Linked DNA regions of Homo sapiens: region 2 is linked to region 1. A link is a contact called in ENCODE Hi-C or POLR2A ChIA-PET data. All regions are on one chromosome and are shown on one strand. The core of a region is the stretch at or near the end of the contact, and the rest is flanking DNA. Distances in the headings are between cores, read along the strand shown. Region 1 holds the start of SRRM1 (serine and arginine repetitive matrix 1). Region 2 has its middle 51 kb from the start of SRRM1.

Region 1 (5,771 bases), core at 1,885-4,384:
CCTGCCTCAGCCTCCCAATTAGCTGGGATTACAGGCACCCGCCACCACGCCCGGCTAATTTTTTGTATTTTTAGTAGAGACAGGGTTTCACCGTGTTAGCCAGGATGGTCTCAATCTCCTGACATTGTGATTTGCCCGCCTCGGCCTCCCAAAGTGCTGGGATTACAGGCGTGAGCCACCTCGCCCAGCCACAATCTGCTAATTCTTATATGGCTGTGCCACGTGTGGTGGCTAAAAGGTGGTTAATGTTCAATTATGTTTTTCTTAGCATTCAAGTTACAATGCATCTCCAAAACAACCCCAGAACTTGAGTCAAGTAAGTGTGCTATAAAGATGCACAACAGTCTCATCCAGAAGAATACCTTTTTTTCTAGGCATTCTGCAAATTTCAGCTGCTTCAGTAGTTTCTTCTGTTTGTTGCTGAACCGATTATCCTGTTCTGCACTTGTTCCCTGCAGGAAGAGAACCACATCTTAACTAAGGGTTCAAAGTTAAATCCTTACTTTTTATCACCTACGACCTTTATAGCCAAAATAGGGTAACCAAGTAAACACAATACCAAACTAGTTTTCATAGATGAGAAATGCATACTCCTTCCCCAATGTAGCTGATACTTGGAAAACTTGACTGGATTTTTAAATTATCAAGTATATGTTCATCATAAGTCAAACCTAAAACAACAGTATACAGCATAAAGCCAACACCTCCTCATATCCAATGTTAGATTTGATTTGTATCCTTTCACACCTTTTCCTATGCTAATAGATACGTAGGGCTTTTCTGTTTAAATGAGAACACATTGAAGTATTTGAAATTTCATTCTTTTTTGAAAGCCAGTTGCATGCTTGCAAAACTACTGTGGCAATGCATACAAACAGGGTGAAAGGAAAAAAGAACATCCCAGGACTGTGCTGTTAGTCTTCTACAACTTTTAGGAACTTGGAATGAGTGAAGAAGACAGGGTTACCTAAATAAACTCAATTTCAGCAAAGAACCTGGAAAAATGAAAGCTTACAAATACTACCTTAGATCATCGAGTGATCACTAATTATTCTTTTCATTTTGTCATTCCTACTGGCCCAATTAAACACGGAAATAACTGGCTGTGCCATCTGAAATGTACTGATTGGTTCACTGAGTTGGCCACAGTCCCCTGGAAAGCGATCAAAAAAAATTTTGTTTGAGAAGGTAAAAACTGTGCCACTACTTAGCCGTAAGATCGTAAACCAAGTTACCCAGCCTCTCTGAGGATAGTTCCTTCCCTGCTAAAATAGAGGTATAGAAACCTACTCTGCAGGGTTGCTGTGTACATACCAGAAATAACATATGTAAAGTATCTGGCATGTGGAAGAAGTTCATTGAATGGAAGATATAACTTCTATACTACCTGAAATAGTTCATCTGGTTGGCAGGGTACTAGATAATGACCCTAAAATATTTTAACTTGGATCTTAAATCCAGTTAACTCTTGTATTTAAGCAATTGTAGGCTGTGTACTAAAAACTCGCCCCTCTCCCAGACCTTTACCAATACCACAAGCAAACTTCATGTTAAAATTTGCTCATCAATCACCTTACTCTTTTATTTATTTGGACTCCTTTCCACAGAAAATATTTTGACAAAAGTCAGAAAAGGCTTTCACTTGTTTCAAAATACTACTTGCACTGCAGAAAATATTGAATATTTACTACAAAACACTTTGATGGAAATTACAAAATGGACAGTTCATAAGCAGTTTGCAAATTCGATACGCTAATCTGAAACTATCATTCCAAAATAAGTATCTTACTGTTTGCCTAAGAACAGCTGGTTGTTCTTAGGTAAAATACTTGGGGGATAACATTCTAACATGACGAAAAACTCGTTGGCATATTTAAAGCCAATTAAAGAAGGATTTCAATGTCCAATTCGGAGTGTCCAAAGATATTTTTACTAAAGTTCTGGCCCTCCTCCCTTCCAATTTTTCCTTTGAAAACACACAAACTGCAAATTACATGCTCTAAAGAGAAGAGCTAACGTGTATTTCAGAAAACGGATATATTGGCTTAGATCAACTAGTTTCTATACGACTTCATTCTGCATTAACAGTTTGCAAGCCCTGAGAGACCAATGGTGCTCAACTCTAGTCCTGTGTCCCTTCTAGATCTTGATCTAGTACTAATTTCCTACAGGAGGGGACTATGGGACACACAGGCTCCAGCACGAGCCTGATAAAGTGTGGGCCCCGAGAACCAACTACGACGGAGTAACTTCCCTGCCTGCAGGCGATGGGCAGACGACGCTGGCAGAGCCTAGGTAAGAGTTACCTTTCACCAGCGGACTCCAAGAGTAAAACACGATGGTGGCGGGTGGTGAGGGATGTGGAGGGCGGGAAGGAATTGAATCACTCCACAACCTGCCTCCATACCCGCGCATAGTTTTCGTTGCACCCTCTACCCTCACAGAACCTTAAATTCACATTGTCCCAACAAGTTATCTACGTCCCCCTCCCTGAAGGGATATCAAATTGGGCGGGAGCTCCCGCGAACCCTGACCTGGCGCCTCCACGAAGGCTTAGGACCTGGAGGGAGGACGTTGGGGGGCGGGGAGGGCGCTTTTTCAAAAAAAGCCGCTGAATGCTTCTTCCTGTTCTCCCTCCCCTAAGGTGCTCTCCCAAGATGTACCCCCAAACCATATTCTCCCTGCCCTGCCGCCACCAGTGACCTTAGGGCTTTCCTTTGGCCTCCCACTCGGGACTTCCTCCTCCGGCTCCGCTAGGCCCCAGGACCCGGCGGCACGCACGGCGCTCGGCCTGCAGGCCCCGCCAGGCAGGCGGGCAGCGAGGTACCATCCCGGCCCATTCCCGCCGCCATTTTCCGGCCACCGTCGCCGCCGCGTAGGGGGGACCATTCCGGAGGAGGAGACTGCGCAGGGGCGCACCGGTCTCCGCCGCAGCGCACGGGGGGGGGGGGGGTGCGCCGGCTCTAGGAGGAATCCTTAAGATCTCCGAAGCTCCCCTCGCTGGCCACCCTGTGCCAAGCTAAGGTCTCCTACCAGGCCTTACCGAGAAGTCCCTGGCCTCACCCCGGCGCCCGGCGCTTCTACTTACGCGGAAAAATCCCGCGTCCATCTTGCCGCCTCGCTCGGAGATCGCTCCCTATCCCAGGGTACACCGCGCCGCCGCGACGGAGGGCGGGACCGGCGGAGGGAAAGCCGAGCGCCGGGACGCAGCGCGCGTCGTTGCGCCCGCCCCCTCCGGCCGACACGAGGCCGCGCCTGCTCAGTGCGCCGAGAGCCCGCCACGCGTGCGCACGAGCGCCAGCGGGGGCGGGCTTCTGTCAGGCCCTAAACTCCCCGGTAGGTAGTGGAGGAGGCGAACCTGACGACCGCAGCCAATGGGAGCAAAAGGGAAGGCCGTCGAGTCGCCCCGCCCTGCAAGTCCTTTTGTGGCGCGTGACCATCCTTGTTCGCGCAATGTGACGTGACCCATCCTTCGACCCGTAGTGGAAGAGGCTTGGCGTCCTGGAGTTCCATGAAGCGATTGAAGAGAAAGGCTGTTACCTCAGAGTGACGCGGGCGAGGCGGCCCGTGCGCCGACGAGAGGCCTGCGGCTTCCCTCTCGTTGTGAAAGTTGTGATTGTGTAGGTTTTACGCGTTTACCAGACGAGAGAGGATTGTCTGTAAAGCGGTCGAGCCTGGCAGCAGACATGAAATCTGCCTTGTAGCTCAGCTTGCTCAGCCTTTGGAGGAAGCTGGAAGTGTCCAGTAGATGGGTTTCGGTTTCGGCGGCCCGGTAATCACGCCGCTGGGCAGGACGCCCGCCAGAGAGCCGTGGTCCTCGGGCTCTGCCTCGGGCTCTCCCCAGCCCGGGTCTCGGACTCCGAGAAGCACCAGCTTCCTCGCAGCGCCTCGCCTGGCCGCCCTGGTGCCTCTGCTCTGGCTGCGAGGGCCTTGGGTTGGATGCGCACTGCTAGATTTTCTTATTTTGAAAATTATTGGCCGGGCGCGGTGGCTCACGCCTGTAATCCCAGCACTTTGGGAGGCCGAGGCGGGCGGATCACGAGGTCAGGAGATCGAGACCATCCTGGCTAACACGGTGAAACCCCGTCTCTACTAAAAATACAAAAAATTAGCTGGGCGTGGTGGCGGGCGTCTGTAGTCCCAGCTACTCGGGAGGCTGAGGCAGGAGAATGGCATTAACCCGGGAGGTGGAGCTTGCAGTGAGCCGAGATCACGCCACTGCACTCCAGCCTGGGTGACAGAGCGAGACTGTCTCAAAAAAAAAAGTTATTTTTATCTAATAAAGCAGAGATGGGGGTCTCGCTCTGTTGCTGGTCTCGAACTCCTGGCCTCCCAAAGTGCAGGGACTTCAGGCCTGAGCCACCGCGCCCGGCCCCACTCTGCCAGCTTTTTCGCAAGCGCTTCTCGCCCTTCTCGCTTCCCTTTCTCGGAGGGAAAGCCGGCGTCCCTTTCTCAGAAAGGCCTCCTCCGGCCATCTTTTGCATCGTTCCCGCCCCCACACACACTCTCGCCTCCCTTTTCTCTTTTTTTCCATGGCACTTAGCCCACCTGAAAGTATGTGTGTGTTTGCTCTCGTGGCTGGAGACACTAGCTGTGTGCTGGAGACATCCCTGCATCTCCAGCTCAGACTTCTCTCTTGACCGTCCCACGTGCCCCAAGTTGAAATCCTGATTCCTTCGCCCTCCATCCACCAAAACCACAAACCACCTGCCCTTCCCAGGGTCTTCCCTGGCTCCCGCTGACCGCAGTGGCTTTCCTTTGGTGTAGGACGCAAGCGTGTGTTACTCTTGACTCCTTTCCTTTACCTCGGCTTTCAAACCATCAAGAAACCCTCCCTGCTGTCATCGTGGTTCAGGGCACCATCGTCTCTTCCCTGAACTGCGCTAACCCCCTAAGTGGTCTTCCTGCTTCTACCCTGGCCACTCAGCATCTACTCTAAGTGTAGCCGGCAGGGTAGTTCTGTTAGAAAACCTTAATCAGACACTTTTCTCAAAACCTTCCAGCAGCCTCTCATTTTTGTTAGAACAAAAGCCAAAATCCTACCTGATGCACGCTATTTCGTCTTTGATGTAATCTAGAATGCTCTACTTCCAGATATCTTTTTTTTTTTTTTTTGAGACCGAGTCTCGCTCTGTCGCCCAGGCTGAAGTGCAGTGGCGCGATCTCGGCTCACTACAACCTCTGCCTCCCGGGTTCAAGCGATTCTCCTGCTTCAGCCTCCCTGGCAGCTGGGACTACAGGTGCGCACCACCACGCGCGGCTAATTATTGTATTTTTAGTAGAGATGGGGTTTTGCCATGTTGGCCAGTCTGGTCTCAAACTCCCAACCTTCACTGATCCTCCCGCCTCGGCCTCCCAAACTGCTGGGATTACAGGCATGAGCCACCACGCTGACCTACTCCTGGATATCTACTGGGCAAACTTAAAGTCCCCACTGCCCCCCCGCAGATGGGGTCTTGCTCTGTCTGCCCAGGTTGGAGTGCAGTGGCAGGATCTCGGCTCACTGCAACCTCCACCTCTCAGTTTCAAGGAATTCTCCTGCCTCAGCCTCCCAAATTGGGAGCTGGGATTACAGACGCCCGCCACCAAGTCCGGCTACTTTTTTTATCTTTAGTGGAGATGGGGTTTCACCATGTTAGCCAGGCTGGTCTGGGACTCCTGACCTCGTGATCCACCTGCCTTGGCCTCCTAAAGTGCTGGGATTATAGGCGTGAGCCACCGTGCCCGGCCTGGGCAAAGTTTTTACTTTAAAGTTTTTACTCGATGGTCAC
Region 2 (5,771 bases), core at 1,502-4,001, 51 kb before region 1:
GTCCGCGGCTTCATTCTTGGAAGTCAGCAGAGCAAGAACCCACCGGAAAGAACCAATTCCGGATACCAGGAGGCGGAGGTTGCAGTGAGCTGAGATTGTGCCACTGCACTCCAGCCGGGCGACAGAGCGAAACTCCGTCTCTAAAACAAAAACAAACAAAAAAACAAATAAATTAGCCAGGTATGGTGGCGGATGCCTGTAATCCCAGCTGCTCCGGAGGCTGAGGCTGGAGAATCACTTGAACCCAGGAGGCAGAGGCTGCAGTGAGCAGAGATTGCGCCACTGAACTCTAGCCTGGGCAACAGAGTGTGACTCTGTCTTTAAAAAAAAAAAAAAAAAGTATATTTTACATGCTCAATGTGTCAGTTTATTTTATGTCAATATGTCAGTTTATTGTATGTCAATTTTACCTCTGTGAAGCTGCGAAGTCACTATTGTGGAATCCCAGTGTGTAAAAGCTAAAAGCTAAGAATGGAGCAGCTCTGGATGGTGGGGTGAGGGCTGGAGTACCAGTCCCCATCTGCCCCTGAGGATTATCCACTTCACGCCTGGCCTCCACCTGGCACATTTTGAAAAACCACAGATGCTTTTGACAGAGCCTTGCCTAAAGTCCTGCAGACTGAGTTGAGCAGAACCAGGAGCAGAAACTGGGGTTCCTCCCTGTGTGGCCAGAACGCTGCAACAGGCACTGGTGATGGAGGCCATGTTCATCAAGGGCCTCAAGGATGGCCCAACAGCACAGCTGCTAACCAGCCCTGAGGGTCTACTCTGTGCTAAGCCCTAGTTCTTGGGGAGGGGTAAGGAGACCCCAGTTGCTTGTCCTCAGGGAGCTCTCCATCTACTTGGGAACAAGAAAGAACTGGAATTCAGGAAGCACCAGAAACAGAAAATGACACAGATGACTTGAGTGTCATCTGGGTGTCACACTTGAGTGTCCTGGGCTGGGGAGCTGTTGACCACACCCAGAGAGGGCAGCACATGTGGCATGAGCCTTTTCTCCAGCAGCCCAGGAAGAAGGCACAAGGAACAACACTTTGTGGCAGGGGTAGCAAGTGGTACGCCAGATCCACACTATGTAAATGCCCTCGAGGGAATGTCCCTTATTCCACAGTAGGGATGCTGATACCCAGCGAGGAGAAGGGACAAAACCAGAACAAGAGCCGGCGCCTCCTGACTCCAGTTCCAGTCACTTGCCAAAGCTGCCCCTTGGGAGGGTTTGGCATTTGTGCATCGCAGTGCTGGAGTCTGGTGTTCCCCTTGGTAGGACAGGCTATGGGGACTGAGTCCTGGACCATGAGGCCAGGGCAGGGCCATGACACAGGCTGAGGGGGAGGCATGCAACCTACCCATCCAGGCCTCTCCCCAGCTGTTGCTGGGTCAGGTGCTGACAGACTTTCTCCCTGCTGAGCCCTCTGGCATGCTTGGAGCTCAGTGGTGATAATCCAGAACTTCTCTTCCCTTGGAGGGCTCTTGCATGGAGGCAGAGTTCTAGATAAGGACCTAGAGCTTTGCCCTTTCTTCCGGCCCACCCTCCTCCTTTCCTGGGGACTTAATGAAGAACACCAGGGACGGAAGTAGTCACTCTTGGGCAGGGACACTTGGCCGCCCTAATCAGCCTGCCTACTTCCTGCCCTGGCTCCTGCTCTGAGATTAAGAAAAACAACAACCTCTTAAATTTAGACAACTTCTTTGCCATACATGGGGGATGCTCACATACATGCCCTTATTAAAAATGTTTTTACCCAATCCTCACAATTTGGATGACAAATTATGATCCCCATTTTACAGATAAGGAAACTGAGGCTGAGCAAGATGAAAGATTTACCCTGGCCTTAGAATTAGTAAGTGTTCAGAGTTTGTTCGTGAACCTAAGTCTTTGTTTTTGTTTTGTTTTGCTTTGTTTTGAGACGGAATCTCGCTCTTGTTGCTTAGGCTGGAGTTCAATGGCAATGGTGTGATCTTGGCTCACTGCAACCTCTGCCTCCCGAGTTCAAGCGATTCTCCTGCCTCAGCCTCCCAAGTAGCTGGGATTACAGGCGCCCGCCACTGCGCCTGCCACCGCAACTGACAAATTTTGGTATTCTTAGTAGAGACGAGGTTTCGCAAGGTTGGCCAGGCTGGTCTCAAACTCCTGACCTCAGGTGATCCATTCGCCTCGACCTCTTGATGTGCTGGGATTACAGGCGTGAGCCACCGCATCTGCGCAAGTCTTTGGTTTTGTACTTTTTTATTCTTTATTTTTTAAAGGTCCTCTACCATTTCCAAGACATAGTCTTTCTCTGTTTCCCAGGCTGGAGTGCAGTGGCACGATCACGGCTCACTGCAACCTTGATCTCTTGGGCTCAAGCCATCCTCCCACCTCAGCCTCCTAAAATGCTGGGATTACAGGTGCATGCCACCATGCCTGGCCCCTCAAGTCTTCGGACTCCTAGCTTTCCCCTCCCTACTCCTATCCTTGAGCTCCTGTGAATGCCTAGAGGGAGTGTTATGTGATCGAAAACAGATGAGTGCTGAGATGTTCAAGCTGAATTTGAATCCCAGTTACATGGCTTACTTTTGCTGGACTAGTTACTCCACCCCTCTGGGCTTCAGTTTCCTTATCTGTAAAAGGAGATAATTATAGTAACCACCCATCAGGTTTGATGTGAGAATGACACAAAGCAGCCACATGTGAAGTACTTGGCACATAATAAGCAGAAAGCACTTAGTGAACCACAGCTGCTGTTTAATCACGGGTCCTGCTGGTGAGGCCACGTCTGTCCCGCAGCTCTCTGCACGTACCCTGTCTTGCTGCTGAGCCTCTGTTGCCTCCAGTGCCTTGCCCCGTGTCCTTGCTGGCTGCTGGGAGGATCAGATGAGATGGTGAAGGGCAAAGGGCATGAAGTATGCAGCTTTTTCTCTGCCGGGGTATGAATGACCACGCAAGACCCGGTGTGTTGGAAGTGAGGCTGCTCCTAAAATTTCATCATCTTCTCTGGACAGAAGTGAACTAAGAAAACCCCAAAGCATCCTCAGATATGTTAATACAACCTTCTGCATTCAAAAAGGAGGAAACTGTGGCCCAGAGAGGAGCAGGGACTTCCTCAAGGTCACACAGCAAGGCTGAGTGGAAGCTGGCCCAGAGCTCTTCCCACCTGGCCACATGATTCCTCTGTCTTCCTTCCCCCGAAGGGACTGACCCAGAGAGACCTGGAAATTGTTGCCCAATGTTTAAGGGCAATTACAGGATGGAAAAGCCATGTCTTAGCAGGAGTGGCCAGTGGAAGGATGAGTACCATGGTCAGGAGTCCATAGAACAATGTGGTTTTCCTGTACCCAGCATCACTGGTGGCCATGGGACAGTAGTGTGTACCCACTATGTTGCCCAGGCTTGTAGTATAAAGGACCAAGGCTGAGCATGGTGGCTCACACCTGTAATCCAGCACTTTGGAAGGCCAAGGTGGGCAGACCACCTGAGTTCAGGAGTTCGAGACCAGCCTGGCCAACATGGTGGAACCCCGTCTCTACTAAAAATACAAAAATTAGGCCGGGCTTGGTGGCTCACACCTGTAATCACAGCACTTTGGGAGGCCGAGTGGGCAGATCACGAGGTCAGGAGATTGAGACCATCCTGGCTTACACGGTTAAACCCCGTCTCTACTAAAAATACAAAAAATTAGCCAGGAGTGGCGGTGGGCACCTGTAGTCCCAGCTACTCGGAGGCTGAGGCAGGAGAATGGCGTGAACCCAGGAGGGGGAGCTTGCAGTGAGCCGAGATCGCACCACTGCACTCCAGCCTGGGCAACAGAGTGAGATTCCATCTCAAAAACAAAAACAAACAAAAAAAAAAAACAAAAAAAAAGGACCAAGGCCAAATGTGGTGGCTTACGCCTATAATGCCAGCACTTGGGGAGACTGAGGCAGGAGGATTGCTTGAGCCCAAGAATTCGAGACCAGCCTGGGCAACATGGCGAAAACCCATCTATATTAAAAATACAAAAAAATTAGCCAGATATGGTGGTGTGAGACTGTAGTCCCAACTACTTGAGACGCTGAAGTGAGAGAATCATCTGAGCCTGGGAGGTTGAGGCTGCAAGTGAGCCATGATAGCTCCACTGCACTCCAGCCTGGGTGACAAAGTGAGACCCCTTTTCAAAAAAAAAGAAAAAAAATAGGACCAAAGACTGAGAAGGTGAGAAGGGTCCACCCTTCCTCCCCTAGAGTCTGGGCCCAGCTCCCACCACTGCCCATAAAAGGAGCATAGTCAGACAAGGCAGATCTGGAGGATAAGATGAGGAAGATAAAAATCATTCTTTGAATGGTATGACTTAGAAAACCTAGGTCAAACTGGCTTCACCATAAGGGGAATTAACTGGATTCGAGGTGAGTCCTCAGGTGAGGGCTTCCTCCAGCAGCTCGAGTGGCGTCACTACGGTGTGGTTTAAAATCAGTCCATGCGTTCTTTGGCACTTCCTTTAAAAGGAATCCTAGTTATGCTTCCCTTGGCTGTGGGCTGGACATAGTGACTTGCTTCTAATGAATAGAAAAAAAGCAAAGATGATAGTGTGCAGGTTGTAGAAGGCACTGTGGCTTCCTTCTCTCTATCACACACACAATCATCATCATCATCATCGTCATCGTCATCGTCATCATCGCTCTGGGGAAAGCTAGCTGCTATGGAGAGCCCGCTTGGTGAGGCACTGAGACCTCCTGCCAATTGCCACATGAGTGCACCATCTTCAAAGTGGATCCTCCAGCCCCATCTTGGAAGTGGATGACTGCACCCCTAGCCAACATCTTAACTATAAACACATTAGAGACCCTGAGCCAGAACCACTAATTGGGATCTCTTCCAATTTCCAATCCTCAACTCTGGCGACTCTGGGAGATAATAAATGTTTTTTGTTATTGTTGTTTTTTTTTGTTTTCAAGACAGAGTCTTGCTCTGTCACCCAGGCTGGAGTGCAGTAGCCCGATCTTGGCTCCTTGTAACCTCTGCCTCCCGGGTTCTAGCAATTCTCCTGCCTCAGCCTCCCGAGTAGCTGGAATTACAGGCGCCTGCCACCACGCTCGGCTAATTTTTGTATTCTTAGTAGAGACGGGGTTTCACCATGTTGGCCAGGCTGGTCTTGAACTCTTAACCTCGTGATCCACCTGCCTCGGCCTCCCAAAGTGCTGGGATTACAGGCATGAACCACTGCGCCTGGCCCAATAAATGTTTTAAACTGCTAAATTGGGGGTGATTTGTTACACAGCAATAAGTAACTAATAACACCACAGACTAGGTTCTATTTCTTCTTTCATTGTTTTCTTTTTTTCTTATTTTGGAGACAGGGTCTCCTTCTGTTGCCCAGGCTGGAGTGCAGTGGTGCAATCACGGCTCATTGCAGCCTCTATTCAAGCGATTCTCCTGGGCTAAAGTGATCCACCCATCTCAGACTCCCAAGTAACTGGGACCAAGTAACTGGCTAATAAAAAAAGATTTTTTTTTTTTAGTAGAGAAGAGGTCTCACAATGTTGCCCAGGCTTGTCTTGAACACAAGCTGAAACGATCCTCCCGCCTTGTCCTCCCAAAGTGCTGGGATTGCAGGTGTGAACCACTGTGCCTGGCCTAGGTTCTTTTTCTTCTTGAAGTCTCTGGGCTCTGCCTTCCTCTGTATGTTGACTTCATTCTCAACAGAAATTTTTGGGAATAAGAGCTACTGCATCTCTAGCTCTCACATCCCCTTAACACACTGTCCAGGGAAAGAGAGTACCTCTTCCAGTACTCCTGTAGAAATGAAAAGCAGCTT

The links. Hi-C counts contacts between places; a loop is a spot of excess contacts on that map. ChIA-PET counts read pairs that join two places held with the same protein, here RNA polymerase II (POLR2A). Pooled maps may share reads with other maps.
Region 2: a loop to region 1 is called in a map of cardiac septum, with 5 times the contacts of the local background. The contact joins the enhancer-like site here to the promoter of SRRM1 in region 1. A Hi-C loop is called at or near these places in 2 of 168 maps with a recorded cell type or tissue (cardiac septum and dorsolateral prefrontal cortex) and 7 of 50 pooled maps. POLR2A ChIA-PET finds 5 or more read pairs at or near these places in 14 of 52 experiments (AG04449, CD8-positive, alpha-beta memory T cell, Caco-2 and 11 more).

Annotation. Positions count from the first base shown.
Region 1 is chr1:24,640,665-24,646,435 of GRCh38, reverse strand. SRRM1 (serine and arginine repetitive matrix 1) reads right to left here and starts at 3,134. Exons shown (of 17, transcript NM_005839.4): 1 at 3,089-3,134; 2 at 363-452. The coding sequence starts at 3,109. RefSeq lists silencers at 2,753-2,812, 3,073-3,392 and an enhancer at 3,463-3,562.
Region 2 is chr1:24,691,414-24,697,184 of GRCh38, reverse strand. No RefSeq gene overlaps it. Among named protein-coding and RNA genes, the nearest start is that of SRRM1, 51 kb to the right of the region's middle. RefSeq lists a silencer at 1,561-1,680. Within about 2 kb of position 2,751, at least 14 of the 41 ENCODE cell types and tissues checked have a DNase peak (open chromatin) inside an H3K27ac peak, as active enhancers do.